2 separate regions of the Homo sapiens genome follow, and region 1 is linked to region 2. The links are chromatin contacts, found by Hi-C or POLR2A ChIA-PET in ENCODE. All regions are on one chromosome and are shown on one strand. The core of a region is the stretch at or near the end of the contact, and the rest is flanking DNA. Distances in the headings are between cores, read along the strand shown.

Region 1 (2,714 bases), core at 127-2,626, 130 kb before region 2:
AGAGAACTAAACAGTTTCATAAGCTATCCAGGTGTCTCTCTCAGAATTACTCCTCAAAATGTTTTTTAAAAACATTATTCTGGAAAAGCATTGATTATGTAAGAAATGTACTGACTGACAGATATTTTACTCCTGCTTACATTATGATCTTTGTTGAACATATGAAGGCTTTTAGGAACTATTTCAATTTCTCTGAAAACATAGTATCATGTAGTTGTAAGTGGTAATAAAAATAATGATAGAAGCTAAAAACAAGCATGTCTTATGTCCTTGGCATAATATCAAGTGGATTTATTTGCATTATTTTATTTAATTCTCACATCCCCCAAAAATCAAAAAACCTAAAGCAAATGCTTTTATTCTTTCCATTTTAAGGATGAAGAAATTGAAGCTCAGAGGTAAGTGAGTAGAGGGTCAATTTGATGGCTTGTTGATGTCATCAAAAATCTGTGCTGTGTCTCTTGTTCTGCACAGAATCCTCAGGTCACAAGATAGAATTAATTGTTACGGAGGTCACTTGTAGGCACAGCAACAGCTGGCCGGAGAAGGGAGACACGTCCTTCCAGGCAGGGCTTTGTAATTAGAGAAGAAAACCTTTTCCAAAGTGCTCGAGATGCCTGCCTTCAGGTCCCAGTCCACAGCCAATACTCATAGCCCAGCTGCATGGGGGCTGATACATCTACTCTCTGATATTTTGGGACGCTGGTGGAGGGGAGCTTTCTGAGCAAGGAGATGTGTGGAGGTAGAAAAGCGTTGAGTGTAGACAACCCACATGGCTTACCACCCTACTAACTCCTTCATGCTTATACAGTTTAACTAATAGAAATCAAAATTTCATGAGTACTTATGTTTCCTGAATGACAATATGTAAGGCAAATAGAGCAAACATTGTGCTCTAATTTAAATGAATTATACCCAGACAGATATATTTATTTATTTGACTCTAAATAAGCAATGCTAAAGAATTTTAATTGAGAGATTGATTAAATGAAAAAGTACCCCTAGATAGAACAAAGCCAAATATGTCTCATATTTGTCAAAACTAATTGGCATTAAGATATTTACCTGTCTGGTGAAATTGTGTTTGGACTTGGGTGTCTTTTAATCTAATTTCTATCTTCCCTTACCTTCCTGTGGGCCAGAAGTCCCATGGTTGTCTGGCAAAAGTTTAACTGGACAAAGATAACTACATCAGCAATGTTGTTGAGCTCTCCCAAATCAAATGAATTGGAAGACTCCCCAGTGATGCTTAAAACTCAGCATAGAATGTCTTTATGTGAACCAGAACTTCATTTGACCTTTGCTAGCTTGAGATCAGTAGCAGCAGCCAGGAGACAATGACTCATTTCTGAATCAACCAGGATAATTTTCACACCTGTCTTAAAAAGCTTTGCCCCAGGAGTCCAGAGTCCCAGGGAAAAGACACTCTGTCTATTTCTAAAAGCCCTTCAAAGGAAACAGGGGCCACACTTACAGCCTAAGGGGCATTCGTTCTATTGAAAGAATGGGGTTACAGCATTGTGCCAGACCCCATGGCTACCATGGTTGGCAAAAATGTATTAACATATCCAAACACCAAAATCACCTCCAAGTAGTAGACAGGGCTATGCTGAAACCAAAGTTTAAAAAGGAAATTTGGGCAGTGTGCTGTGACTCGCACCTATAATTACAGCTACTTGGGAGGCTGAGGCACGAGTTGCAACGAGCTGAGATCGTGCCACTGCACTTCAGCCTGGGTGATGGAATGAGACTCTGTCTCAAAAAAAAAAAAATTGCTCCAAGTATAATTTGAAACACTAAGTATTAATCTATCTACCTATCTACCCATCTGTCATCTATGTTTCTATGAATATAACTACGTACTATCTGTATATATCTGCACTTTCCTATAATACAGATATATCATGATGGCTGTTTTAGAAAGGGTATTGTGTTTTTGAAATATTTTATACCTAAAAATATCTTTTAAACGTTTAGGGTGTGTATGAACACACAGACAGGTTATTATTTACATCCTCGTAATGCCGATTTGTCTTCCAGAAACTGTGAACAGCAATTCATTTTAAAGTTACTTTGGTATTTGGAGATGAACAGCTTGGTTATTCTTTGTTCCCTATCAAGCATCTGTCAAACTCAAGGATGAAACAGAGTGTTTTGTGTGTTTGTGAGCAGTTCTCCTGAAGTCACATGATTTTTTTCTTTTGGTAGCCCTTTCTGTATTAGTAAATATGTAAATGTATCCCCCACATGGAGCTTTCAACTGTGAAATTAACCTATCCCCAAGGCTTCTTTGAGTAAGACCAGGTGGTTCATACTATTTCCCTTCTAACTACAGCAAGAATCCCCTAGGGAAGAAGAGAGGAAGTGAGATTTTTGACATTTGTGCCGTGAAAAAGTGTCAATAGGTAATCTGAAAATGTCCAGAGGCATTCTACCAAAAGCCAGTGAAAATGATCTAATAAGTACTAACTTTTTAACTGTTAATTTGTGTAATACAACACTCATCTCTCTTTCTTGCTTAAAACAGAAAGCTCCCCCGCTCCCTTCTCGCATTTAAACTACAGTTATCAAAGGTTTAACGATTTCACCATTGGACATAGTTCAAACAGTACAGGCAGGAAAGAATGTTCAGCTGTCAGGGAACCAGCGCAGCCAGGGTGCTCCAGACAAATCGCTGTACATCATCAGCTGGTTTTAATTAAGAGCAGACTCTG
Region 2 (2,963 bases), core at 18-2,517:
TTACTTGAGACCTAAAACAACAGTTAGTGCAGATGGAAGGGTGCGGATTATGATGCGGACTACAATGGAAACCCAAACCTTCTCTTGCAGAGCGAGCCCGGCACCCAGCTGTCGTCCACTTGCATTTAGTGTAGCTGCCACCCAGCAATTAACGCGCCTGGGCTCTCCTTTGGAAACCGAGCAGAGAAGAACAATACCACAGCGAGTTCGCCTGGACCCGAAAGCAGGTGAGTCCCGCATGGAGAAAACAAGGTAAATGATCCCTTTTGCCATTGTTTCTTACTGGTGGGCAAACCATTAGCAGGGTGAGCCTGGTATTTAACACTTCTCCAGGTCCTTGAAAAGGATGCAAGAAAAAAGGAAAAAAAAAAAATCCACAGCAGCCTGCAGTGATTGAAGTTCAATGGCGTACTCTATTATCTTCTCCTGTATGTTTAAATAAACCCCCAAAGCTTTCTGTTTCTTAGGTGAAATGTGTCCACATGCATGTCTCACATCTTGGCTGTCAACAGGGATTGCCAGATTAAATGAATTAAAGTAAATGAATTAAATCTGCCCAGTTAAGTTTGAATTACAAACAAGCAATGAATAATTCTTTACCCGTGTCCCATGCTGTATTTGGGACATGCTAAAAACTCATTCATTGTTTCTCAAAACTTCAGAGTTAACAATACATGCTGTTTTTTGTTTGTTTTTCTGTTTTGTTTTGTTTTGTTTTGCTAAGTCTGGCAAGCCTACCCTCAGTACATCAGAGAAATATGTCCTTGGTAGGGATAAACTTGAAATTCAAAGGAAGTGATGGGCCAAAAATATGTTTCTCCATTAAGGTGAGGGTTTGAAGTACGGTGGAATCACCTGATTTATCCAAATGTTTTCAGTCCACTCAAAAAGAGAGGGTAAGCTAAAGCTCCCTAGATTGGATAAGTGATAGGAATAAAAATGGAAGTCTTGGAGTTAAAATGTGTGTATGTTGTATATATTAATAGGTGAAGGGCTCTGAGTCTAAAGGAATTCATGGTTGAGTCTGCTTCTCACTACCTTCAGAAGCAGGTCCTAGGTAGTCCATGATCCACACTGTCCTGAATACAGCAGAACACAGAGACATAGTTGTCATCCCCGAGTCATGACTCCATCTCTTATTTTGAATTTCCTTTAGCTTCTCTGAAAAGGGTGCACTGCGAGGTACGCAATTCCAAGCAGGATGAAACTATTTTATCAGCATGATTTCCTGGTTTCATCTGAATTACCTGGGAGGCAGAAACCTAGAAGGCTGTTGTTGAACACTTGAGTAGATTCAAGGAAAAGATAGGTGGTGTGTGGGATTAAACACGAGTGGCAATATATTTATAACTCAGGCATCAGACAAGATAATCTCTGCATATTAAGATGCTGCAGAAAAAGGATTAATCCTTTAACTTATCATTAAATCAGTTATCTCCTCTAGATCTGCCCTCTGTGTGGTTGACTAACTACAGGAATGGGGAATACCCAAAGGTAATATGTTAGGGCTTGCCCAAACATTCGTGCCAAGTGAGGCCAGAGTTTAAAGTGAAATCAATATCCTGGACTAAAGCGTGTGTGTGTGTGTGTGTGTGTGTGTGTTTGTGTGTGTTTGTGTGTGTGTGTTTGTGTATGTGTGTTTGTGTGTGTGTTTGTGTTTGTGTGTGTATGTATGTGTGTATGTGTTTGTGTGTGTGTCTGAGTTTGTGGGTCTGTAGAGTTTTTGCAGTCAACCCTAATAATAGTAATTTATATTCTAGAAAAAAATGATTTTAAGTTTTATTTTTCTCAATTAAGACACAACTCTACGTTCCTCTGTAAGTAGACAGCAGGTATAGAGTGCCACAGAGAATGCAGCTAAATCAGAAACTTTCTGAAGAATCATTTTGCTGGACAGTCTTCTAATTGCTTCCTCTAATTATCATAAAAATAATAAAGATTTAGTAATGCCAATGAGTTAAGAAGTATTATATTAACTGTGTTGCACACTGAATTAAACAAGCCTTCTTGAGGGTCTCACGACAAAAGATAGACTACACTAACCCAATCACCTAAAGCCAAGAGCCGGGTCTTGGCCATATCTATATCCAAGTGTCCAACCCAGCATTGATAAGGGGAAGGGGATGAGTAATAATTAATAAATAAATCCACTGCTACTCACCCAGAAGATGTACAGACCATTATATAAACCATTATATAAGAGTCTTATCATGGATATAAAGAGTTATTTTAAACACAAAGAATTCTAATCATACAAGCCACTTAATTTTTTTTATTGTGGTAAAATATACATAATATTTATCATTTTAACTATTCATTCGTGTGCAATTCTGTGCCATTAATTACATTCACTTTGTTAAGCGACTATCACTGCTATCCATCTCCAGAATTTTATCTTTCCAATCTGAAATTCTATGCTCATCCAACAATGGTTTGCCTTTCCCTCAACCTGTCAGCCCCTGGTAGCCTCTATTCTACCTTCTGTCTCTATGAATTTGTCTATTTTGGCTACCTTACATAAGTAGAATCGTACAATATTTGTCCTTCTGTGTCTGGATGATTTCACTAAATATAATGCTTTTAATGTCCACCCGTGTTGTAGTGCACATCACAATTTCACTTCTTCTTAGGACAGAATAATATTTCACTTTACATGTACGCCACATTTTTTCTATCCATTCATCCATTCGACTCAATGGACACATTGTATTGTTTCCACTTTTTGAAAACTCACTTGATTTTTGTCTTTCACTATTCTTTTAAATATATTCAATGTGGGCGATCCTTTCTCTGCCTCTCACTTAGATAAGAAAAGTCCTATGGTCACTCTAAATCGCAGAATCTCAAATCATCAAAACTGAAAACTTGATTTGACTCCCATAGCCACAGTTGGAGCCTACTGGGGCGACTGCTTGGTTGGGTTAATGGAATGTGGCCAAGCTCCTTTCTTCCAGCAGCCTAGA

Evidence for each region. Hi-C counts contacts between places; a loop is a spot of excess contacts on that map. ChIA-PET counts read pairs that join two places held with the same protein, here RNA polymerase II (POLR2A). Pooled maps may share reads with other maps.
Region 1: a loop to region 2 is called in a map of GM18951, with 2.5 times the contacts of the local background. The contact joins two enhancer-like sites. A Hi-C loop is called at or near these places in 8 of 168 maps with a recorded cell type or tissue (B cell, GM18951, OCI-LY7 and 5 more), 15 of 37 single-sample maps with no recorded cell type and 10 of 50 pooled maps. POLR2A ChIA-PET finds 5 or more read pairs at or near these places in 2 of 52 experiments (MCF 10A and activated B cell).

Annotation. Positions count from the first base shown.
Region 1 is chr21:35,189,218-35,191,931 of GRCh38, reverse strand. No RefSeq gene overlaps it. Among named protein-coding and RNA genes, the nearest start is that of RUNX1, 140 kb to the right of the region's middle. Within about 2 kb of position 1,376, at least 4 of the 41 ENCODE cell types and tissues checked have a DNase peak (open chromatin) inside an H3K27ac peak, as active enhancers do; they include PC-9, where a contact is called at or near this core.
Region 2 is chr21:35,062,200-35,065,162 of GRCh38, reverse strand. No RefSeq gene overlaps it. Among named protein-coding and RNA genes, the nearest start is that of RUNX1, 14 kb to the right of the region's middle. Within about 2 kb of position 1,267, at least 2 of the 41 ENCODE cell types and tissues checked have a DNase peak (open chromatin) inside an H3K27ac peak, as active enhancers do; they include PC-9, where a contact is called at or near this core.